Linked DNA regions of Homo sapiens: all the other regions are linked to region 1. The links are chromatin loops, found by intact Hi-C in ENCODE. Cell type or tissue: GM12878. All regions are shown on one strand.

Region 1 (5,000 bases):
TTACTCCTCCTAGATACTGTTAAGATAGTGGTATTTGGCTAAGGGATGGAGTCAAAACCATAGATCTGATTAAATAAATACCTAACCTACTCCTGAAATCCTGCCAGAATCCTTTATAGGAGAACATAACCAGGACATAGAGCAAAACAGCCAGATTACATAGTCCATACAGATTAGCCATTTGATACACAGAGAAGTAGAGAAAAATGAAGAGTGGATTAAAGAGGAGAAAATAGAAATATCAGGGAAAAAAATCCAACATACGCTATTATGCAATTGGTGTTTAAAGAAAAAATACATACAGATTATAGTAATACGATAGGTCATTTTGTGTTCACTTATCTGAATTCCATATTTTCTAAATATTCTGTATTGAGTCTATTACTTTTAATTTTAAATATTTCTACTTATAAATATTTATATAAATAAAAATATTTCTATTTCTTATAAATAAATAGCTATTTTCATATTTTTAAATTATACTTTTGGATAACTAAAGTACAACTGTCAAAATGCTCATACTATAACCAAGAGAAAAAGTATAAAAGAAAAAATATGCAGGACAATGCCCAATTTTTGTAAACATGTATGTGTATATACAAATTAAAATTTATCGGCCAGGCGCACTGGCTCACACCTGTACTCCCAGCACTTTGGGAGGCCAAGGCGGGCCAATCACCTGAGGTCAGGAGTTCGAGATCAGCCTGGCCAGCATGGCGAAACTCCGTCTCTACTAAAAATATAAAAATTAGCTGGTCACGGTGGCACACGCCTGTAATCCCAGCTACTTGGGAGGCTGAGGCAGGAGAATCACTTGAACCCAGGAAGCAAGAGGTTGCAGTGAGCCGAAATTGCGTCACTGCTCTCTAGCCTGGGTGGCAGAGCAAGGCTCTGTCTCAAAAATAGAAAAAAAAGGCCGGGCACGGTGGCTCATGCCTGTAATCCCAGCACTTTGGGAGGCCGAGACGGGCAGATCATCTAAGGTCGGGAGTTTGAGACCAGCCTGACCAACATGGGGAAACCCCATCTCTACTAAAAAAAAATACGAAATTAGCCGAGTGTGGTGGCACATGCCTGTAATCCCAGCTACTAGGGAGGCTGAGGCAGGAGAATCGCTTGAACCTGGGAGGCGGAGGTTGCGGTGAGCTGAGATTGTGCCATTGCACTCCAGCCTGGGCAACAAGAGCGAAACTCCATCTCAAAAAAAAAAAATTATCAATATATTTAGGTAAATAAAGCATAAAGATGTGATCAGTGTTTGTCTCAAGACTGTGGAATGATAAATAGGGTGAACATTCCTTTCAGTGTGCCTTAGGAAGTCACGGTTCACACAGTTGTCCAACTTGGACAATAAATTATACAATTATCTAAGGAGGATACACAATGTACATTCTCTACCTAACTGCCCAATTAATTATTTAAAATGTGTTGTTTCTTTATTCATTCAAAGCATCGTGTATGTGAAAATTAAAACATGAATATATGAGGCATAAAAATATAAAAGTGTAAGAAAAGGTCATACGATAAAGTTGATAATGTTTTAACATATTAGTTCAAAACCTATGGAACAGCTTAACTCTGATGTCTTTAAATGATAATAGCTAAATATGAGTATTTATTTTGAACATCAAGTTTGAGCAACTGAAATATTTATTAGTGAGTTCTCCATCTGGAAAGACATTTAAAAAGAAGGATGCCATTTTGGTTACTTTCTAAAATATGTGAGCCAGAAAATGGAGTACGCCATAAGAGCCTGGGAAATGAGCCAGGTCAAAGACCACAACGTCTGATGGAGACAGATAGCCAAGCCTCATACAAGCTTTGGAGTTCCAGCAATATCTTTTCCTCATGCACGGACTCCTTGGGACTTGAACCTTGTATCAGAAAACTTGAAAATGGGGAAAATCCTGCATATCTAATGGTGACCGATGAGGAGATCTATGAAGCTGTAGTAGAGGAAACTGAATTACTGAAAAGAAAAGATGCCTAATGAGAGTGGGTGGTTTTAGGCTTCAGTTTGATTGTATATGGAAAGCAAAAGCAAAAGCGCAGCGGTGTGAGCAAGTTTCTTCAAACTGGGCAAGACACAAGGTAGCCATATTTCCTGGTGGCTTTGCCTGTTAGTGGTGGTTTTTTTCAGATGGAATGGGAGGGAGAAGAAGGCCTGGGGGCAGGGTTAGTTGGCTTTTCTGGGCCCATACTGCCATCGCGAGGAAGTAGTTTGACAAAAGCAAAAGCTTCGGGTTTGAACTTCCCTCCTATCTAGCAGTTAAGAAAGATGTAGCAAATTCAAAGGTTCAACAGGGCCTGACCCCAAGATGGGCCTTCTCAACTTCAACTCTTAGGCTTTCCAGGAGTTCAGTCTGGACAAAGGCAAAATCTCAGTGAAGAAGCTGCTAAGTAAGGTACCAGGACTGATGCAGGGCTTTGGTTTCCTCTCACTGTGGGCAGGACTATGGAAAAACTACAGTCTACACACAGCTTCTGGGCATTGGTCTCCTGACCCTGCCCCTTAGACCATGAGACATTTGGGCTGGCACAAGATATCCCTGTACTTTGGGGTATGGGCCCCAATGTTAGCAACGTTAGAATGTGAGGAGGGGGAAATGAATCTCATTCGAGGTGGCATCTAACAGCAGCTGGAGGTCTCAGGGACACCAAAAGTCTGGTGCCTCTGTTGCCTAGAGCAAGAAGGATCTGAGGAAAAGGAGCATGTGTCACTGTGCCAAGTCAATAAATTCCAGAACATCAATAAGAGTGCAGATATACACAACCAGAAGGCCTGGAGGTATTCTCTGAGCCCAGGAGTTAACAGCTGTAGTGGCTTTGCAGCATTTTTTTCTAGGGTCCATTGTGAAGGCATACCCACGTGGAGGGATCTGCTCTCATTTCATCTCTCTTAATGGGACAGAAATGGTTTCTTTAGCTTTCTTCTAAGGAAGATGAGGCTTTTAAGGCTCAGGATCTAACTGTTCATTAAGATTAGCAAGTATTGTTCTCTGTGCCTGCTCCTTAGCCTTTTTCTGATGAAGATTCCTTGTAGGCCTGACAAGATATCCTTCAGGGAGTTGAGTACATCAGGACCCCCAGAAAACTTGCCTCTTTAGTACCACTCTTTCGTACCAGGGATGATCTCTGTACATGATCCTTTAGAGAAAATGCTGAGCAGTCCATGAAAACAAGCATGAGTATTTTGATATTCTTTCTTCTGCTCTCTTCTAAATCTATTCCATTTGAATATTTGCATGAGTACGTGTATGTGTGACACTCATGGGTTTGTTGGTATGACTTTAGGCTTCCCCATAGTTTGCAGATCTCCTTGGGTTTTGAAATTTTTCCTTTTCCTTTTCCCTTTTATTATAAGGCCACCGCATGGGTCATTAAATATCCTTCGGATGGTTGGATTTTGTGTTACTTATAAATTTGCCCAAAGATTTTTGTTTTCTTCACCATAAAAAGTGATTTTTTAAAATTTCCATATGTAAACAGAGCAATGTATAATTTTCAGAGAAACTGATTCTTACACTGAAGGCTATTTTAAAACCTGAAAGGTATACCTTTGTTTCTTGATTTCCAATGTAAACTTTGCTTGTTACTATTTCAAACGTGGAGACATGTATAACGTTAATACTTGAGGGCATGGCCTTAAAATAATTACTCCAGGAAGGTAGACACAATGAGTATCTTCGTTAGAAGACTGCAAATTCATTCTTTAGAATTCATATATATGCACTCAACTTACAGTAGTCATACATGGAATAAGTAGAGAGAGATAGACTTTATTTTTTCCTTTGTTTTCTCTTTTTTTTTTTTTTTTTTTTTGAGACGGAGTCTTGCTTTGTCGCCCAGGCTGGAGTGCAGCGGCGGGATCTCGACTCACTGCAAGCTCCGCCTTCCAGGTTCACGCCATTCTTCTGCCTCAGCCTCCCGAGTAGCTGGGACTACAGGCACCCGCCACCATGCACAGCTAATTTTTTGTATTTTTAGTAGAGACGGGGTTTCACCATGTTAGCCAGGATAGTCTCGGTCTCCTGAACTCGTGATCTGCCTGCCTCAGCCTCCCAAAGTGCTGGGATTACAGGTGTGAGCCACCGCACTTGGCTTGTTTTCTTGTATTAGTAAACTAGGATGGTTTGATCCCAAAGAGTCAATAATTTGCTTTAACCCCTAATCAAAGAGGTGGAATATCTTTACTGATGTGGACACTGAGAATGGAATTCAGTCTTTTCAAGGACTTAAGAGGACTACCTGGTATAGCTGAAACATGTGGAGTCAATCTACTAGAGAATAGGCCCTTTGCTCCTCCCCACTCTCTGACATTGCAGAGGAAAGCTGAATGAACCTACTCATCTCTGCACTCCTGTCTCCTATGGGAATGTGACCTTGACTCTGGACAAAGAGTGTGCTCATGTGAAAGGTTAAGTGATGCACACATATTGCCCACCAAATAGTTAAACCAATTGACAATGCTTCCCACCTCACGGGAACTTGTCCAATTCTACAAATGTTCACACAAACTAGGTGTTATCAGTGGTTTCATGTTCAGTAACTTACTTAGGGATATTTTGAAGAGGTGGGGAATGGTTGAGACTTTGTCATACTGTAATTTACTTGAGTATTGGTGAATTTGAGAACCTCTGCCAATGGACTTTGTTGTTCCATGGCCTTTTTCTTCTGCGAAGTTTGTGCCTGGTTCCTTTTCTCTTTCCTTGCTGAATTGTTTCTCTTTAACTTTTCATCTTGGAATAGCTAATGATCTGTAATGGATGTCAATGGTTGAAGGGCAGTAAATACTGACAAACAATTGCTTGTAGTTTCCTGTTTTTGCTGTTATTTTTATTATGCCTGAAACAATGAAATTGTTTCCATCGGCAATCAGGCCTGTTAGCCTCTATTAAGTATAGCCAGGTGAGGTGAGCACAACATTCTTGAGCCTGAGGAATTCCTGAGCTGAGGCCACTGCTAGTGCCATCCACAGTTCTGTCTCAACACATTTGTCT
Region 2 (5,000 bases), 66 kb before region 1:
CATTGGCTGGGCGCGGTGGCTTACAACTGTAATTGCAGCACTTTGGGAGGCCGAGGCAGGTAGACAGCTTGAGCCCACGAGTTCAATACCAGCCCTGGCAATGTAGGTAGAACCTGTGTCTACAAAAAATACAAACTATAGCTGGGCATGGTGGGGTACAACAGAAGCCCCAGGTACGTATAGGAGGCAGAGGTGGCAAGATCACCTGATCCCAGGGAGATTGATGCTGCATTGATCCATGATCATCATGCCACTGCACTCCAGCCTAGGCAACAGTGAGACAGTCTCATATATATATATGGCATTTAAAATTTTGTAATATATCTCCAGACAGATATAAATACACACACACTTGATACAGTTTAAATATAATTGGATGCATAATGTTTGAAATTTGTACAAAATCTGCAGCATCACTTTATGCTCTTTGAATATATCTACATCAATATATACTTTTGAGTGCTTTAATTTTTTTGTATTTTATTCTACAAGAACTTTAAGAAATTATAAAGCAGAAAACATATGGTAGGTCAAACATAGTGAGAAGAAATAATCACTTTTCCCTATGCACATATAATATGGACTTTTTAAAACTAATGTTCAATTTCCTCTGTAGTATAACAGGTTTTTTACTTTTTATTTTAGATATGGGTTTTCGTTGCCGGGCAGGTTAGCTCACGCCTGTAATCCCAGCACTTTGGGAGGCTGAGGCGGGCGGATCACAAGGTAAGGAGATTGAGACCATCCTGGCTAAAATGGTGAAACCCGTCTCTACTAAAAATACAAAAAATTAGCCGGGTGTGGCGGCACACGCCTGTAGTCCCACCTACTTGGGAGGCTGAGGCAGGAGAATTGCTTGAACCCAGGAGGCGGAGGTTGCAGTGAGCCCAGATCGCGCCACTGCACTCCAGCCTGGGCGACAAAGCGGGATTCTGTCTCAAAAAAAAAAAAAAGATATGGGGTTTCGCTATGTTGACCAGGCTGACCTCGAACTCCTGACCTCAAGCCATCCTCCTATCTCAGACTCCCAAAGTGCTAGGATTATAGGCATGAGGTGTCATGCCCGGCCACCCAGTAGTATAACTGTTATAAACAAGTTTTCTTCACTGATAATTTGAGCACTTTTCTAATATAATTAATTATCCATAGAAATAATGATAGGTTTAAAAGTATTGGCACTTTTTAGAACTGAGTTTGTAAAATTCATATAACATAAAATTAGCCATTAAAATGTGTGAAATTGAGTGGCATTTAGTACATTCAAGATGCCGTGCAAGCATTACCACTACATAGTGGCAAATCATTTTCATTACCACAAAACAAAACCCCGGACCCATTAAGCAGTCATTCCGCATTGGGCTCTCTCTCTGCCCAGTCCCTGACAAACACTCATCTGCTTTCCCTCACTACTGATCATAACAAGTGGCCGTTTTCAACTTCCTTCTTTCACTTAGCTTGTTTCAAATTTCATGTATTGGTTATCTATCTCTTTGATATCTACCTTTGTTGTTGTACCTGCATCCACACAATTTATCACCTTAAGGAGACAATTTTATGCCATGAAACTTGCTGGACCTGTAACTGTGTGAAGTAAATCATACCCAGATAGACTCAGTGAGGAGTGTATTTAATTTCTGAAAGAACAAGATTCCTGATGAACCTGGGTGGTTTAGGCCTCATTTTGTTTTCACACGGAGTAAAAAAAGGAAAAATTCAACAGTAAGACCAGGTTGCACCAAACTGGACAAATCTCCAGGAAGCCATGTTGGGTGGTGCCTTTGTCTCTGGGTGGCGTTTTTTTCAGCCAGGAAGGGCGGGAGAAAAGGGCGCCAAGAGAGGGCTTTCTTGAAAATATGGAGTACTACTGCCACCGTGAGGAAATCGTTTAATAACGCAATACGCCATTATAGCTTCTTTCCGGGAAGCCTGGCTGTGGGGGAAGGTCTGATCTGTGCGGTGGTGGAAGAGGTTTGGGCTCCAGGCTAGGTCTTCTTGGCTTCTCCTGGAACTCCTGAAGAGAAACCTGTACATTGGCGATATCTTGGTGTAGAACCTGGAGAGTGAGGGGCTTGCAATGAAGCAGCAGCTGCCCAGCGGTCCTGGCACAGGAAGTCGTGGGGCGGGGTCTCGGTTCCTAGTGTGGGCAGGACTGCAGGAACCCACTCAAACACAAATGGAGGCTCTTGGGGGCATCTGTCTCATGTAATTGCCCCTTGGAGCAAGAGTCAGCTGGCTTTCATGTGCTGTCATCTTGCTATGGGTCTTTGGGTCTCTGGTAGCATAAGTACCGCGCAAAATCAACAAAGGTATTCAAAGGGAAGTTTACAGGATTTGCTATTAGAACCTTCACTCTCCAGGTTCTATACCAAAATATCGCCAATGTCCATGTCTCTTTTAAGGCCTTAGACAAGAAGGCAAGGACTCCCAGCCTGGAGCCCAAGCCTCTTCCACTTCCCCACAGACCAGTCCTTCCCCAACAGGTAGTCCTCAGAGAACGCTGTAATAATGGCGTAGGGATTCACTAAACGACTTCCTCGCGATGGCAGTAGTGCTCCAGATATGCCAAGAAGCCCTGTCTTTGAGCCAAGGTCTTCCGCCCTTCCTGTCTGAGAAAACGCCACCTATAGACAAATCACAACCAAACGTGGATGCCTTCTATTTTGCCCAGTTGGTAGTCAGCTGGTCTTACTGCTGCACTTTTTCTTTTTGTTTTGCGCTTGAAATCAAACCAAGGCCTAAACCACCTGCCTCCATCAGGAATCTTGATCTTTCAAAAATGAAATCTCCTCCTGACCTAGTCTGTGTAGGTTTGATTTACTTCAGAGTTACAGGACCAGTAATTTCCGTGGCATCAAACTGTCTCTTTCAGGGGATAAATTCGGTGGATGGACATACAAAAAGAAAAGGGCTTAAAGCTTGGAAAAGATCTTTCCAGTAAACAATTAAAAAATCCCAGGGGGAAGGGTGCGGTGGCTCACGCCTGTAATTACGGCACTTTAGGAGGCCAAAGCGGGCAGATTGACTGAGGTCAGGAGTTGGAGACCAGCCTGGCCTACGTGGTGAAACTCCGTTTCTACTAAAAATGCAAAAATTAGCTGGGGGTGGTGGCGGGCGTCTGTAATCTCAGCTACTCAAGAGTCTCAGGTAGGAGAATTGTTTGAACCCAGGAGACAGAGGTTGCAGTGAGCCGAGATTGTGCCACTGCGCTCCAGCCTGGGCGACAGAGCAAGACTCGGTCTCAAAAAAAAAAAAAAAAAAAAAAATCCCAGGGATCTTGGACCTGGCTCCCTGATCAGACATCCAGGGAGTTCTTCGTATTCTAAGAGCCTTCTGTAGTGCATTGTAGGCAACAATTTCGCATGAGCCATTAGAGGAGAAACCAGGTTACGCACATTACCACATGCCATATATATTCCAAATGACATGATACTCATAGTACATATGTTTAATTCCTGTCAAGGTGGCTCAGAGTTTCATCTCATGGTCTCATCATTTAACATCAAAACACAGCATGTCACCATGCCATTACATATTCTTCAAATATTTCCTGAGAATTTATGGGGTGTGTGTGTTCGTGTTTGTGTTTGTGTGTGTCTCTGAAAGTTTTATAATTTGTCTTTTAGGTATAAGGATTACAGTACTCTCCAACTAGTAAATTGAAGCATAATGCTTGACAAAGATTAAGAAAAATCCATGTATTAATAATGAAGAAAACTGCTACCATACAACTTGTCAAGGCAACTCATGAACTTTTGGATTATTTCCATGCATATCTTTCAATATGTACATACACTGTTAATTTCATGCAAAAAATAAATGTGTTAAAAGTGGATTACTGTGCACACTGTGGTGTGGATAAGACCAAGTGTGTATTTTACCGAATCTTTCAGATGTGTGAATTCATTTGAATGTCAACCGTACTAAGTTTATATGTCAACATGTCACGCCTTCAATATAAATAAAGGTAAATCTTAAAATAGGGCCTCAGGAATATTGCCTTAGAAAAGTAGACACTATCGCCGGGCGTAGTGGCTCACGCCTGTAATCCCAGCACTTTGGGAGGCCGAGGCGGGTAGATCACAAGGTCAGGAGATCAAGACCATTCTGGCTAACACGGTGAAACCCTGTCTCTACTAAAAATACAAAAAAAAAAAAAAATTAGTGGGGCATGGTGGCGGGCGCCTGTAGTCCCAGCTACTTGGGAGGCTGAGGCAGGAGAATGGCGTGAACCCGGGAGGGAGCTTGCAGTGAGCCGAGATTGTACCACTGCACTCCAGCCTGGGCGACAGAGCGAGACACTGCCTCAAAAAAAAAAAAAAAGAAAGAAAGAAAGAAAGAAAAGTAGACACTATCAGCTTTTTGTCTGAATGTTTACAGATACATCCCTACATGTTTCAATAAAAAGGCCATGAAGAGACAAAGACACCAGAAACTATGACTACCTAACATTTCGCTCAATTTGTGTAAACATATTCCACTCTTAGCCATTTGCTTTTGGTTTCCATTGGATATTAAACTGAGAGGTTATCCACTCACCCTCATAAAGTATCTCCTCTCTTTAAGAACTCAGTTTCTGCACAACCAAGTCTTCCCATTTCTACTCTTTTTCACTCAGCATCGTATCTGCAGTATTTTATTATGATGTCAAAGAGTCTTCTTGTATTGGGAACAGACCTTAGTGATCCATGCCTAAGGAGAGAAGAGAAAAAAAGCTTACCCTTAAGGTCTTGGAGAAGAGCAAATCTAGGCACCAGGCCATGTGGTTCTTGTCCTGACTGCCTACCCAGGTTCCCTAGCAGTTCTACTCCATATCTGACCTAGGCAGTAGGCCTTACATGTTGAGGGGGAGGCCGATATGTAGTGGAGCTCTAACATAAGGGTACGGATAGCTCTCCAGCCTGACAAGACCCACACAGCCCTATTTGAATGGACACAAATACACAAATGACTATAAATGCTAATCAGATAGATAACAGGATTTTGTCTCATGGTTTCATTAT
Region 3 (5,000 bases), 84 kb before region 1:
GCTGGCACTTGTGGCCTATGGGGAAATACATCAAATGAGGATTATAAAAATTCAGTAGTGGCCAGGCATAGGTGGCTCACGCCTGTAATCCCAGCACTTTGGGAGGACGAGGCAGGCAGATCATGACATCAGGAGATTGAGACCATCCTGGCTAACACGGTGAAACCCTGTTTCTACTAAAAATACAAAAAATTAGCTGGGTGTGGTGGCGGGCGCCTGTAGGCCCAGCTACTTGGGAGGCTGAGGCAGGAAAATGGCGTGAACCCGGGAGGCGTAGCTTTCAGTGAGCCGAGATCGCGCCGCTGCACTCCAGCCTGGGTGACAGAGCGAGACTCCATCTCAAAAAAAAAAAAAAAAAAAAAAAATTCAGTGATCGGGAATTGATGAAGAAATTGCTTCATTAAGTGAGTAAACTCTTTATCTAGCTCATTCTTTGATCTGTTTGGTTTTAGGAGGTTTGGTTTATGGAGATCTTGGGTAAGGGGCATACTCCAAATTCTTGGTATATCCTCTAATAATAGTCTCCCTGGTGTGCTGCGTTCTCTCAAAGGTTTTAAATGCTTGCATGCAGCCATCTCTAAAATGAAATATAGTTTCTTTTCAACTGGAATAACAAGAGCCAAAAGAATCTGCAACCATGAGGACACCGTAACCTATACCTGACGTGCTGAGAATGAAAACCCAAAATAATAGTAACCAAGAGTGGCACTAAGGCCCTAAGTTTTGGTCCCACTCTCACTCAAGTGAAAACCTGAATAAAGGGGAATTTTTTAAAGAAAATTATGGGAGGCCATTGTTTTGGACTGAGCTCATGCACTAGGCCCCTACAAACCAAACCAAACCAAACCAAAATGGAGTCGCTCGTGCTAAAACTTTAGGGAAACGCATAGATTCTACAAGAGACCAGGTTTTGTTTTTTTTCTCCTGCATATCTCTATAAAAAACATTTCTGACAGCATAGGTATCAACCCCCTGAAGTTCCCATTAAATCTTTTAGCCAAATTCATTTCCTCTCGCCTAGATAATCATCAAGCTTCAGATGATCATGCAACCACGGTTCCAGCCAGTTCCAGGTGAAGACACCACCCCTGGCCATCAAGAAGCTACCCTGCCTCCACGAGATAGAGCATGGCGAGAGTTCCGTGATTTCCAATAGGTAGGGACTATGCCCCAGGTCGGCATGAAGCAGTTACAGAAGAAAGCTCTTCAGTCCCTCTGCCTCACATAAAGATTTATGGGGATCAAGTCTCTCAGCGGGGAGATGAGGCAGGAGAATAGGGCCTGGAGGCAGGGGACCTAAGGCTGTTTTACGCTGACTTCCTAGAACTAAATTGAAAGGAAAACCCTCACTTTCAACGCCTAAGTAACAAAAGGACCAGAGGCTACTCCCTTTGACCTTTTCTGCACTACAGATGGAAAATTGGCTGTGGCAACAAATTAGGCTGACTTCTGGCCTAGTCTTCGTTTGCATACAAGTATAACTTTGTTAACTTCACCCTAGCCTCTGATTGGTTGCTTTTTGCAACCAATCAGATATTTGCACAGGAGTGTGACCTTTGTAACTTCAGTTTAGCCTCTGGTTGTCTCCTTTCTGCAACCAATCAGATTTATTTCGGGCGACCACTCCACTTACATGAGGTGGCCAATGGGAAACTTCTAGGGGGTATTTGAACCAAAGAAGATTCTGTATCCAGGCCCTTGAGCCTCTGCTGAGGCCATCTCCCACAGTGTGGAGTGTACTTTCGTTTTCAGTAAACCCTTGCTTTCATTCTTTTGTTACTTCATTCTTGCTTTGCTTTGCTGGGCATTTTATGCAATTATTTGTTCAAAACGCCAAGAACCTGGACAACTTGCAATCCTGACCCTCTACGGGTCACAAACCCAAGTTGCACCCAACTGGACAAATCTCCAGTAATCCATGTTCAGTGGCGCCTTTATCTCTGGAAGGCGTTTTTTCAAACAGAAAGGGCGGGAGAAAAGGGCTCCAAGACAGGGCTTGATTGAAAATGTGGAACCCTACTGCCACCGTGAGGAAATCGTTTAAAGACGGAATACGCCATCATGGCGTCCTTCTCGGAAAGCCTCCCTGTGGGGGAAAGGCTGATCTGTAGGCCCCCAGGCTATGTCTTCCTGCCTTTTCCTCTAAGGCCTGAAAAGAGACAGGGACATTGGCGGTATCTTGGTGTAGAATCTGGAGAGTGCGGGGTTTGGAGTGAACCAGCAGCTGCCAGGAGGTACTGGCACAGGAAGTCGTGGAGCGGAAACTTGGTTCCTCCGGTGTGGGGAGGACAGTAGGGAACCAGTCAAACACACATAGAGGCTCTTGTGGGCATCTGTCTCTTCTACCTGCCCTTTGGAGCAAGAGTCAGCAGGCTTTCACTTGCTAGCATCTTGCTATGGGTCTTGGGGTTTCTGGTAGCATCAATATCGCTCACAAGGAACACAGTTATTCCAAGGGAAGTTTACAGGATTTGCTGTTAGAACCTTCACTCTCCAGGTTCTACAGCAAGGTACCGCCAATGTCCACGTCTCTTTTAAGGCCTTAGACGAGAAGGCAGGGACTCTGAGCATGGAGCCCAAGCCTCTTCCACCTCCCCACAGACCAGACCTTCCCCAACAGGTAGTCCTCACAAGACGACCCATGTAATGGCGTAGGGATCCGTTAAATGACATCCTCGCGATGGCGGTAGTGCATCAGATATGCCAGAAAGCCCTGTCTTGGAGCACCGCCCCCTTCTCCTGCCCTTCCTGTCTGAAAAAACGCGACTCATAGACAAAGGCGCAACCAAACATGGATGCCTTCTATTTGCCCAGTGTGGAGCCTGCTAGTCTTACTGCTGCACTTTTTCATTTTGTTTTCCACTTGAAATCAAACCGAGGCCTAAAGCACCGGTCCTCATCAGGAATCCAGTTCTTCCAGAAATTAAATATCCTCCTGACCTACTCTGTGTGGGTTTGATTTACTTCAGAGTTACAGGTCCAGTAATTTCCGAGGCATCAAACTGTCTCCTTCAGGGAATACATTCAGTGGATGAACTCACAAAAAAGAGAAAAGGAGCCGGGCGCGGTGGCTCACGCCTTTAATCCCAGCACTTTGGGAGGCCGAAGCTGGCGGATCACCCGAGGTCAGGAGTTCGAGACCATTATGGCCAGCATGGCAAAACCCTGTCTCTACTAAAAATACAAAAATTAGCCGGGCGTGGTGGCACAGGCCTGTAATCCCAGCTACTCCAGAGGAGGAGGCAGGAGAATCACTTGAACCTGGGAGGGGAAGGTTGCAGTAAGCGGAGAGCGCACTATTGCACTCCAGCCTGGGCAACAGAGTGAGAGTGTCTCAAAAAAAAAAAAAGAGAGAGAGAGAGAAAAGGGCTAAAAGCTTGAAAGCTTGGAAAAGAACTCCAGCAAAAAATTTAAAAATCCCAGAGGTCTTCGCCCTGGCTCCCCTGTCAGGCATCCAGGGAATTCTTCCTATTCTAAGAGCCTTATGTGGTACATCATAGGCAACAATTTGGCATGAGCCATTAGAGGAGAAACCAGGTGACGCTCCTTACTGCATGCCATATATACTCCAAATGCCATGATACTCATAGAACATATGTTCAATTCATATCAAGGTGGCTCAGGGTTTCATCTCATGGTCTCATCATTTAACATCAAAACACAGCATGTGCCCGTGCCATTACATATTCTTCAAGTATTCCCTGAGACTTTATGGGGTGTGTGTTTGTGTTCGTGTTTGTGTGTGTCTCTGAGAGTTTTATAATTGGTCTTTTAAGTATAAGGATTACAGTATTCTCCAACTAGTAAATTAAAGAATAATGCTTGACAAAGATTAAGAAAAATCCATGTATTAACACAGAAAACCGCTACCATACAACTTGTCAAGGTAACTCATGAACTTATGGATTATTTCCATGCATCTTTCAAAATGTGCATACATTAACTTCATGCAAAAAAATAAATCTGTGTAAAAAGTGGATTACTGTGTACATAGTGGTTTGGATCAGACCAAATGTGTATTTTAATGAAACTTTCAGATGCATGAATTAATTCAAATGTCACCAGTACTAAGTCTTATATGTCAACATTTCATGCCTTCAATATAAATAAAGGTAAATCTTAACATACAGCCTCAGGAAAATTACTTTAGTAAAGTAGACAATATCAGCTCTTTGATTTTTTACAGCTACATCACTACACATTTCTAAAAAAAAGTTCATGAAGAGACAAAGACATCAGAAATTATGGCTACCTAACATTTTGCTCAATTTGTGTAAACAATTTCCACTCTTAACCATTTGCTTTTGGTTTCCATTGGATATTAACCTGAGATGTAATCCATGCACCCTCATCAAGCATCTCATCTTTTTAAGAACTCAGTTTCTGCACAACCAAATCTTCCCATTTCTACTCTTTTTCACTCTGCATCATATCTGCAGTATTTTATTGTGATATCAAATAGTCTTGTAGTAATGGGGAGAGACCTTAGGTTTCCATGCCTAAGGAGAGAAGAAAAAAAAAAGCTCACCTCTAAAGGCTTGGAGAAGAGCAAATCTAGGCACCAGGCCACGTGGTTCTTGTCCTGATTCCCTACTCAGGTTCCCCGGGAATTTTACTCCATGTTCTAATCTAGTCAGTAGGCCTTATACATTGAGGGGGAGGATGCTATTTAGTGGGGCACTAACATAAGGGTACGGATAGCTCTCAAGCCTGACAAGACACACACAGCCCTACTTGAATAGACACAAACACAGGAATGACTGTAAATACTAATCAGATTGATCACAGGATTTTGTCTCATAGTTTCATTATTTAACACTGAATTAGAAATATTTTCCAGTGTCATTAAATGGCTGTCACTTAGGACTGTGCCCTATGACTTTCTTGTGTATGTGTCTTATTGTTTTTCAGTTGGGAATCAGTCCTATATTTTCTCATTAGTAACAAAGACATGGAATTTGCAAAGAAGTTAAAAATAACCATGTGCTGATCAAGAGAAA
Region 4 (5,000 bases), 110 kb before region 1:
ACACATATGAACCTGATAAACCACTAGCTAGACTAACCAAGAAAAGAACAGACCCAAATAAACAAAATCAGAAATGGCAAAGGAGAGATTACCACTGATACCACAGAAATACAAAAGATCATCAGAGAGTATTATGAACGACTATACACTAACGAACTGGAAAACCTAGAATATGCAGTCTATATATACAAAATGGAATACTCTTCAGCCATTAAAAAAATGAAATGATGTATTTGCAGCAACTTGGATGGAACTGAAGATCATTATGTTAAGTGAAATAAGCCAGGCACAGAAAGGAAAATATAGCTCTCATTCATCTGTAGGAGCTAAAATACTTGTTGGCATGGAGGTGGAGCGTGGAATGATAGATACCAGAGACAGGAAAGGGTGTATTTGCGGGAGGGCAGTGGGGCTGAAGAGAGTTGGTTAATGCGTAGAAACATACAGTTAGAAAAAATAAGTTCTAAACTTTGATAGAAGAGTAAGGTGACTATAATCAACACTTTTCTGTAGTTTTAAAATAGCTGGAAGAAAGGACTTGAAATGTACCCAACACATAGAAATGATAAATACTTTGTTGATAGGTAACTTAAATATCATGAATTGATTATTACACATTGTATGCATGTAACAAAATTTCACATGTACCCTTAAATATATACAAATATAATGTATCAAAAAATTAAAAATAGAAAATTAAGAAAATAAATAATAAATTAAAAAGCTTAAAATATGGAAAGTAAAAAGCTGTTTAATAGTATTGAAAAGTGCTTCTGTTGCAATCTTAAATGAGGTCCACAGCAAGCATACATTACTTTTTTTGTTTTTTTAAGTGTCTGTTATGGAAGGAGAGTATAGAAATGTGTTACTCTCTGTAAGGCAATTTCTGTAATATACAAATTATGCCTAACTACCTCTATTGGCTATGCTTAGAAAAGGATTGTGGCAGACCAATTCTCCCTGACAATCACACAGACAGGCCTGCATGACAGTCACACAGGCAGGCCTGCATAGCACCTCAGTTACACAGACAAATTTCTACAGAGTGGCCTTAACATTGAGCAAATAGTTTAACCGAGGGAAATCGATGCCCAGACATCAAAGCTAGAAATAAAACATATGGTCAAGGCCGGGGGCGGTGGCTCACGCCTATAATCCCAGCGCTTTGGGAGGCCAAGGAGGGCAGATCACCTGAGGCCAGGAGTTCGAAACCAGCCTGACCAATATGGAGAAACTCTAACTCTACTAGAAATACAAAATTAGCCGGGCGTGGTGGCGCATGCCTGTAATCCCAGCTACTCGGGAGGCTGAGGCAGGAGAATCGCTTGAGTCCGGGAGGCGGATGTTGCAGTGAGCGGAGATCGCGCCATTGCACTCCAGCCTGGGCAACAACAGCGAAACTCCGTCTCAAAAAACAAAAGAAAAGAAAGAAACATATGGTCAGTAGGAACCTTGCATGGGCTTCTCTGGAACAAGCCAAAAGAATGGAGACAGTCTTACATTCCTAGTGCCAGGACCCATCTTGGGTCAATGAAATCTGAGACGAGTCAAGGTAACAGAGGCAGCTGCATTGGAGAGTCCAAGGCAGCTCTCCGGACCAAGCTGTAAAGGAGATAAGATAGAAATAATCATTCCGGTACCACAGTAGACAGGCTTTGAAGGTACTGGGGCCCTTTTAATTGGACTTAGCAAGCATTTTTTTTGCCTCTGACATTCTAGTTGAAGCAAATTTAGTTACCAATAGACATAGGCGAATGCTATATTGCAGTAGGCACATAACCCCAACCTATATAAGCACTAAGAAAATTGTAACACTTTGAGTTGGTCTGGTGGAATTATCTCCAGCGTTCTTCCTGTATCCAGTTACAGCAATAAATTCCTGTGTTTCCTAGTTTGCCTGCTTTTCCGTACTAGGCCTCTAGAAAATGCAGCGGGCCGGGCTTCGTTCCTGGAACAGGAGTAACTCCCAAACAAGTATTAGTGTAGGACTGAAAATAAATGCAGACTATCTTGAGAGTCTCAAAGGAAAATAGGGTGGCTAGAGAGGCCTTTCTCTAAGTCTTGAACTTCTAGCATTTTATTCTCTCTCTTAAGCTTGGAGACTTCACACTTATCCTTTCAGGTAGAAAATCTGATACTATGGGAAAGTACTGGATATAGAATGTTGAGCAGAACTGCACAGATTGCATATAATGAAAGCAGAACTCCATAGACAAAGTCAGGTGTCAATTAAATTTCTGAAATAACAATATTCCTGATGAGGGTGAGTGGTTTTAGGTCTCAGTTTGATTCACATGGAAAACAAAAGCGGAAGTTGAGTAGTAAGGCAAGGTTGCCCCCAAACTGGACAAAACATAAGGCAGCCATGTTTGCCGGAGTTTTTTCAGACACGAGGGGCGGGAGAAGAGGGATCTAGACACGGCTTCTTGGCGTTTCTGGAGCACTACTGCCATCGTGAGGATGAAGTTTCATGAAACCCTACGCCATTACACTGTTCTCGAATTCTGGAGAACAGTATTTTTCTCTCTGTTGGGGAAATTCTGATCTGTGGGAAGGAGGAAGAGGCGTGGGGCTCCAAGCTAGGTCTTCTTGCCTTCTCCTCTAAGACCTTAAGATAGACCTGGACATTGGCGGTATCTTGGTGTAGAACCTGGAGAGTGAGGACTTAGAATGAACCAGCCCCTGCCGGGCGGTCCTGGCACAGAAAGTCGTGGGGCGGGGCCTCGGTTCCTCCTCTGGGCAGGACTGCAGGAACCCGCTCAAAGACAAATGCAGGCTCTTGTGGGCATCTGTCTCCTGTTCCTGCCCCTTGGAGCAAAAGTCAGTAGGTTTTCACATGGTATTATCTTACTACGGGTCTTTGGCTCTCTTGTGGCATCAGTATCCGCGCACAATAAACAACGTTCTTCCAGGGGAGGTTTACAGGATTTGCTCTTAGAACCTTCACTCTCCAGGTTCTATACCAAGGTACCGCCAATGTCCAGGTCTCTTTTAAAGCCTCAAACGAGACTAAGCAAGGACTCCCAGCATGGAGGCGAACCCTCTTCCACCTTTTACCAGACCACACCTGCCCCAACAGGTAGTCCTCACTAGAACTCTTTAATGGCGTAGGGTTTCGTTAAACGATATCCTCACGATGGCAGTAGAGCTCCAGATATGCCAATAAACCTCACCTTGGAGGACTCTACTCCCGCTCTTCTTGTGTGAAAAAACGCCACCCATAGACAAAGGCGCCACCAAACATGGGTGCCTTGTATTTTGCCTTCTTTGGGTCCACCTGGTCTTACTGCTGCACTTTTGCTTTTGTTTTGTTTTTGCTTTTGTTTTTGTTTTTCTTTTGAGACGGAGTCTCGCTCTGTCGCCCAGGGTGGAGTGCAGTGGCACGATCTCAGCTCACTGCAACCTCTGCCTCCCGGGTTCAAGCAATCCTCCTGCCTCAGCCTCCCAAGTAACTGTGATTACAGGCACCGCACCCAAGTCGAGCTAATTTTTGTATTTGTAGTAGAGACGAGGTTTCACCATGTTAGCCAGGTTGATCACGAACTCCTGACCTCAGGTGATCCGCCTGCCTCGGCCTCCCAAAGTGCTGTGATTACAGACGTGAGCCACCCCACCTGGCCTTGCTTTTGTCTTCCGTTTGAAATCAAACCAAACTCTAAACCATGCACCCTCGTCAAGAATCTTATTATTTCAGAAATTAAATGTCTTCTTGATCTAGTCTATATGGGTATGATTTACGTTACAGAATTATATGTCCAGTACTTTCCAAGGCATCAAACTGTCTCCTTCAGGGGATAAATTCAATGGATGAGGGCACAAAAAGGAGAAAGTTGCTAGAAGCTTAGAGATTTTCGCTGGCAAACAATTTACAAATCCTGGTGGTCTCTGTTCTGGCTCCCCTCCCAGACAACCAGGGAGTTCTTCATGTTGTAGCTCATGTGTTGCATTGTAGGCAACAATGTGGCATGCATGAATCATAGAGAAGGGACCAGATAGCTGTCATTACTGCATGTCAAATATGTTCCGCATGGCAAGATACTCATAGTACATATGTTCAATTCCTGTCCAGGTTACTCAGTGTTTCATCTCGGGGTCTCATCATCTAACATCAAAACACAGCATGTTCCCATGCCATTACATATTCTTCAGGTATTTCCTGAGACTTTATGGTGTGTGTGTGTGTATGTGTGTGTGTGTGTCTGTCTGCATTTTATAATTTGTCTTTTAGGTATAATGTTTACAGTATTCTCCCACTAATTAATTAAAAAATAATGGCTGCCAAAGATTCGGAAAAATCCACATACTACTAAAGAAGAAAAACACTACCATACAACGTGTCAAGGCAACTAACCTTTTGGATCATTTCTGTGTATATCTTTCAATATATATATACATTCTTGATTTCATGTAAAAAATAAATCTGTATTAAAACTGGATTATAGGCTGGGCACGGTGGCTCACACCTGTAATCCCAGCACTTTGGGAGGCCAAGGTGGGCGGATCACCTGAGGTCAGGAGTTCGTGATCAACCCGGCCAACACAGTGAAACTTCATCTCTACTAAAAATACAAAACTTAGCGGGCACCTGTAATCCCAGCTACTCAGGAGGCTGGGGCAGGACAATCACTTGAACCTGGGAGGCAGAGGGTGCAGTGAGCCAAGATCATGCCACTGCACTCCAGCCTGGGCGACAGAGGGAAACTTTGTCTCAAAAACAAAACAAAACAAAACAAAAAAACTGGATTACATTGTACATTGTGGATTGAATCAGACCAAGTATGTATGTTAACAAAGGTTTGAGGAGCATGAATTAATTTGAATGTCATCAATATTATATGTCAACATTTTAAGCCTTCATTATAAACAAAGGTAAATCTTAAACTATGCCCTCGAAAACATTGCTTTAGAAAAGTAGACACTATTTTTTGTTTGAATTTTTACAGATACATCACAATGTGCATATTGGCTCTCTAGAACACATACATGATTATATATTTGGT
Region 5 (5,000 bases), 49 kb before region 1:
CATCTAAAAAAACAAAACCAAAAAACAACTCTACTAGAAAATGTAAAACTTTAGGTCCTTTCAGTCTTTAGACAACTAGATGCCCTTGAGACTATCAGCAAACATACTGGCTCCTGCTTTATCACACCTGGAACAGGCCTGTCTTTGGTGTTCTCATACTGCTGCAACAAAGGACTGTGATACAGTAACACTGCCTGAAAGCTTACTAACTCTTGCTCCAAGGGACAGAACAGAACACACACACCCATCCCCCCCACACACAGCATCTAATGTCTCAGGAAATCCCTGAAGAATATGTAATGCATGGGAACATGCTGTGTTCTGGTGTTAAATGTTGAGACCATGAGATGAAACTGAGTGATCTCGATAGGGACTGAACATAGGGACTATGAGGATCACGCCATGTGGAGCATATAGGCCAAGGAGTAATGACCAGATGGTCCTTACTCTATGACTTAAACCAAATTTTTGCCTACAATGCAACACATGAGGCTAGAACATGAACTCTCTGGTTGTCCGAGAGGGGAACCAGGTCAAAGACCACCAGGATTTGTAAACTGTTTGCCAAAGATCTTCCCCAAGTTTCAAATAAATTTTTCCTAATTGTACCTTCATCCACCCAGTTTATCACCTGAAGGAGACAATTTGATGCCATGGAACTTGCTGGACCTGTAACAGTGTGAAGTAAATCATACCCAGATAGTCTCAGTGAGGAGTATATTTAATTTCTGAAAGAACAAGATTCGTGAGGAGCATGGGTGGTTTAGGCCTCATTTTGTTTTCAGATGGAAAGAAAATAGCAAAAATTCAACAGTAAGACAAGGTCGTACCAAACTGGACAAATCTCCTGGTGGCCATGATCCGTGGGGCCTTTGTCTCTGGGTAGCATTTTTTCAGACAGAAAAGGCGGGAGAAGAAAGCTCCTAGACAGAGCTTCCAAGAAAATATGAAGCACTACTGCCACCGTGAGGAAATAGTTTGAAGACAGAATCCGCCATTACAGTATTCTTCCCTGGAAGCCTCGCTGTGGGGGAAGGTCTAATCTATGCTGAGGTGGAAGAGGATTGGGCTCCAGGCTAGGTCTTGTTGCCTTCTCCTCTAAGGTCTTAAGAGAGGCCTGGACATTGGCGGTATCTTGGTGTAGAACCTGGAGAGTGAGGGGCTTGGAGTGAAGCAGCAGCTGCCAGGCAGTCCTGGCACAGGAATTTCCGGGGCAGGGCCTCTATTTCCCCAGTTGTTTGCTGGACAACAGGAACCCACTCAAACACACATGCAGGCTCTTGTGGGCATCTGTCTCCTGTTCCTGCCCCTTGGAGCAAGAGTTGGCAGGCTTTCATGTGCTTGCATCTTGCTACAGGTCTTTGGGTCTCTGGTAGCATCAGTACCGTGTACAAGGAACAGGATTTTACCAAGCGACATTCACAGTATTTACTTTCCTTCACTCTCCAGGTTCTATACCAAGACACTACCAATGTCCAGGTCTTTTTTTTTTTTTGACGGAGTCTCACTGTGTTGCCTAGGCTGGAGTGCAATGGCGAGATCTCGGCTCACTGCAACCTCCCCCTCCCGGGTTCAAGCGATTCTCAGCTTCCTGAGTAGCTGGGATTACAGGCGCCTGCCACCACATCCGACTAATTTTTGTATTTTTAGTAGAGATGGGGTTTTACCATGCTGGCCAGGCTGGTCCTAAACTCCCGACCTCAGACGATCCGCCCGCCTCAGCCTCCCAAAGTGTGGTCTTTGAGGATAGGGCAAGGATGAGCAGCATGGAGCTCAAGCCTCTTCCCCCTCCCCACAGGCCAGACCTTCTCCAACAGGTGGAAGGACTGTCTTCAGGGGAAGGACATTGACATGGCTTAGGCATAGGGCGTAGGGCGTTGCTTAACTATGTCCTAACGGTGGCAGTAGTGCTCTAGATGTGCTAACAGGTGTCGTGGAGCCTTCTTCTCCCGCCCTTCTTGTCTGAAAAAACGCCACCCAAAGACAAAGGCACAAGGAAACATGGCTGCCTTGCTTTTTGCCCAGTTTGGAGTCATCTGGTCTTACTGTGGCAATTTTGCTTTTGTTTTCCATCTGAAATCAAACCAAGGCCGAAACCACCCACCCTCATCAGAAATCTTATTTGTTCAGACATTTAAAATCCTCCTAACCTAGTCTATATGATTACGATTTACCTCAGATTTATAGGTCCAGTACTTTCCATGGCATCAAACTGTCTCCCTCGGGGGATAAATTTGGGGATGAAAGCACAGCGATAAAATTGCTTGAGGCTCCGAGACCACCAGGATTTACAAATCCTGGTGGTCTCTATTCTGGCTCCCCTTCCAGACAACCAGGGAGTTCTTCATGTTTTAGCTCATGTGTTGCATTGCAGACAACAATTTGGCATGAACCATAGAGGAGGGACCAGATAGCTGTCATTACTGCATGCCATATGCGCTCCACATGGCATGATACTCATACTACATATCTTCAGTTCCTATCAAGGTTATTCACAGTTTCATCTCATGGTCTCGTCATTTAACATCAAAACTCGGCATGTTCCCATGACACTACATAGTCTTCAAGTATTTCCTGAGACTTTATGGGGTGTGTCTGTTTGTGTGTGTGTGTGTGTGCATGTGTATTTTATAATTTGTCTTTTAGATATAAGTCTTACAGTATTCTCCCACTAGTTAATTAAAGAATAATGCTTGACAAAGATTGAGAAAAATCAATGTACTAATAAAGATGGAAAGCACTACAATACAATTTGTCTAGGCAATAAATAAATAAATTTGGATTATTTCCATGCACTCCCAGGCTTATTAGGAAGAGGAAATTCCCGCCTAATAAAAGAATATATTTCCATGCATATATTCCCGCCTAATAAATTTTGGTCAGACTGGTTGATCTCAAAAACCCTGTCTCCTGATAAGATGTTATCAATGACAATGGTGCCTGAAACTTCATTAGCAATTTTAATTTCCCCTCGGTCCTGTGATCTCTCCCTGCCTCCACTTGCCTTGTGATATTCTACTACCTTGTAAAGTACTTGATGTCTGTGACCCACACCTATTCGCACACTCCCTCCCCTTTTGAAAATCCCTAATAAAAACTTGCTGGTTTTTGCAGCCTGTGGGGCATCTCAGAACCTACCGACATGTGATGTCTTCCCCAGAAGCCCAGCTTTAAAATTTCTCTCTTTTGTACTCTGTCCCTTTATTTCTCAAGCTGGCCGACGCTTAAGGAAAATAGAAAAGAACCTACGTGAATATCGGGGCTGGTTCCCCGATATATACACATCATTTTTTTTCTTTTTTGAGACTAAAACTCTCTCTGTCTCCCAGCAGGAGTGAAATGGCGAGATCTCGGCTCATTGCAACCTCCAGTTCAAGCGATTCTCCTGCCTCAGCCTCCTGAATAGCTGGGATTACAAGTGCATGCCACTAGGCCTGGTTACTTGGTTTTTTTTGTTTGTTGGTTTTGTTTTTTTTTTTTTTTGAGACGGAGTCTCGCTCTGTCACCCAAGCTGGAGTGCAGTGATGTGATCTCTGCTCAGTGCAACCTCCGTCTCCCAGGTTCAAGTGATTCTCCTCCCTCAGCCTTCTGAGTAGCTGGGACTAAAAGCATATGCCACCTGCCCGGCTAATTTTTGTGTTTTTAGTAGAGACAGAGTTTCACCATGTTAGCCAGAATGGTCTCCATCTCCCAACCTCGTGATCTGCCCGCCTAGGCCTCCCAAAGTGCTGGGATTACAGGCGTGAGCCACCTGGACCATCCCCAATTGTTTTGTATTTTTAGTAGACACAGGATTTCACCATGTTGGCCAGGCTGTTCTCCAACTCCTCACCGCAAGTGATCCAATCACCCTGGCCTCCCAAAGTGCTGGGATTACAGGTGTGAGCCACCACGCCCGGCTATATATACATTCCTAATTTCATGCAAATAACAAATCTGTATTGAAATTGGGTCACACTCTACACTGTGGTTTGGAGCAGATCAAGTGTGTATTTTAACAAAGCTTTCAGGAGGATGAATTCATTTGAATATCATAAATGGTAAATGTTTTCAACATTGCAAGCCTTCAGTGTAAATGAAGGTAACTCTGAAAAATATATGCTCAGAAACATTCCTTTAGAAATGTAGACACCATTCATTTTTTGTTTAAATTTTTACAGATGCATCACAACGTGCGTATTGGCTCTCTAGAATACATACATGACTATATGTTTGGTTTAAGGTTATGACATGTTAGAAGTAGAGTAAAATGCACTGGGCGCGGTGGCTCATGCCTGTAATCCCAGCACTTTGAGAGGCCGAGGCGGGCGGATCATGAGGTCAGGAGATCGAGACCTTCCTGGCTAACACGGTGAAACCTCGTCTCTACTAAAAATACAAAAAATTAGCCAGACGTGGTGGCTGGCGTCTGTAGTCCCAGCTACTCAGGAGGCTGAGGCAGGAGAATGGTGTGAACCCAGGAAGCAGGGCTTGCAGTGAGCCGAGATTGCGCCACTGCACTCCAGCCTGGGTGAAAGAGCGAGACTCCACCTCAAAAAAAAAAAAAAAAAAAAGAGTAGAGTAAAATACACTTTACTTTGTTATTTATTATTTATCTTATGGTGTGGTAGGTTTAATCCACAAGGTTCAACAATTTGCTATTCTCCCTAAATCAGAGGCAAGGAATGGCTGTTTACGAGGATACAGAGAATGCAATTAAGATTTTATGATGGCTAAAGGGACTACCTGGTGCAAATGAATGACATGTATCCAACCTAAATGGGAATGATAGGCTCATTGCCCCTCCACACTATCTTCCATTGCAGAATAAACCAATCAACCTCCTTGTCACTACCACTGGTACTTGGCTAGGTGTGATTTCCTTGCCAGGCTTCTATCCACTGCCCAGGCACACAGCCTCTATTAAAGATAGTTAGCAAGGGGTGAATAAAAGATCACTTAGCCTAAAGAATTCTAGGTTTGGGGACACCAGCATTTCTACCTTCAGATATGAGACACTG

The links. Hi-C counts contacts between places; a loop is a spot of excess contacts. Peaks named below come from ENCODE experiments on the same cell type or tissue, not always from the same donor. Only the 100,000 strongest peaks of a DNase experiment are listed, where the experiment ranks them.
Region 2: it touches region 1 in a loop (4-fold over the local background); 10 of 110 quality-filtered maps call a loop at or near these places.
Region 3: it touches region 1 in a loop (6-fold over the local background); 7 of 110 quality-filtered maps call a loop at or near these places.
Region 4: it touches region 1 in a loop (8-fold over the local background); 7 of 110 quality-filtered maps call a loop at or near these places.
Region 5: a loop joins it to region 1, with 6 times the contacts of the local background. A loop is called at or near these places in 16 of 110 quality-filtered maps.

What each region holds. Positions count from the first base shown.
Region 1 is chrX:131,811,183-131,816,182 of GRCh38, forward strand. All of the region lies in intron 2 of FIRRE (firre intergenic repeating RNA element), which reads right to left. Among named protein-coding and RNA genes, the nearest start is that of FIRRE, 17 kb to the right of the region's middle. RefSeq lists an enhancer at 1,879-2,148. In GM12878, a CTCF peak has its summit at 2,199; a DNase peak (open chromatin) is centred at 2,149; H3K4me3 peaks cover 675 bases; H3K27ac peaks cover 1,341 bases.
Region 2 is chrX:131,744,770-131,749,769 of GRCh38, forward strand. It overlaps FIRRE (firre intergenic repeating RNA element), which reads right to left. Exons shown (of 10, transcript NR_152876.1): 8 at 4,537-4,689. Among named protein-coding and RNA genes, the nearest start is that of FIRRE, 83 kb to the right of the region's middle. RefSeq lists enhancers at 1,626-1,685, 1,856-2,205, 2,266-2,325, 2,436-2,625. In GM12878, CTCF peaks have their summits at 1,877 and 2,551; DNase peaks (open chromatin) are centred at 1,492, 1,862 and 2,542; H3K4me3 peaks cover 1,584 bases; H3K27ac peaks cover 1,964 bases.
Region 3 is chrX:131,726,803-131,731,802 of GRCh38, forward strand. The region is part of intron 8 of FIRRE (firre intergenic repeating RNA element); the gene reads right to left. Among named protein-coding and RNA genes, the nearest start is that of FIRRE, 100 kb to the right of the region's middle. RefSeq lists enhancers at 1,675-1,964, 2,155-2,304, 2,405-2,464. In GM12878, CTCF peaks have their summits at 2,032 and 2,676; DNase peaks (open chromatin) are centred at 1,919 and 2,679; H3K4me3 peaks cover 1,314 bases; H3K27ac peaks cover 1,382 bases.
Region 4 is chrX:131,701,917-131,706,916 of GRCh38, forward strand. The region is part of intron 9 of FIRRE (firre intergenic repeating RNA element); the gene reads right to left. Among named protein-coding and RNA genes, the nearest start is that of FIRRE, 130 kb to the right of the region's middle. RefSeq lists an enhancer at 2,293-2,532. In GM12878, CTCF peaks have their summits at 2,452 and 3,137; DNase peaks (open chromatin) are centred at 2,455 and 3,175; H3K4me3 peaks cover 1,601 bases; H3K27ac peaks cover 717 bases.
Region 5 is chrX:131,761,975-131,766,974 of GRCh38, forward strand. All of the region lies in intron 5 of FIRRE (firre intergenic repeating RNA element), which reads right to left. Among named protein-coding and RNA genes, the nearest start is that of FIRRE, 66 kb to the right of the region's middle. RefSeq lists enhancers at 1,022-1,301, 2,354-2,403. In GM12878, CTCF peaks have their summits at 969 and 1,897; DNase peaks (open chromatin) are centred at 957, 1,316 and 1,937; H3K4me3 peaks cover 1,366 bases; H3K27ac peaks cover 1,508 bases.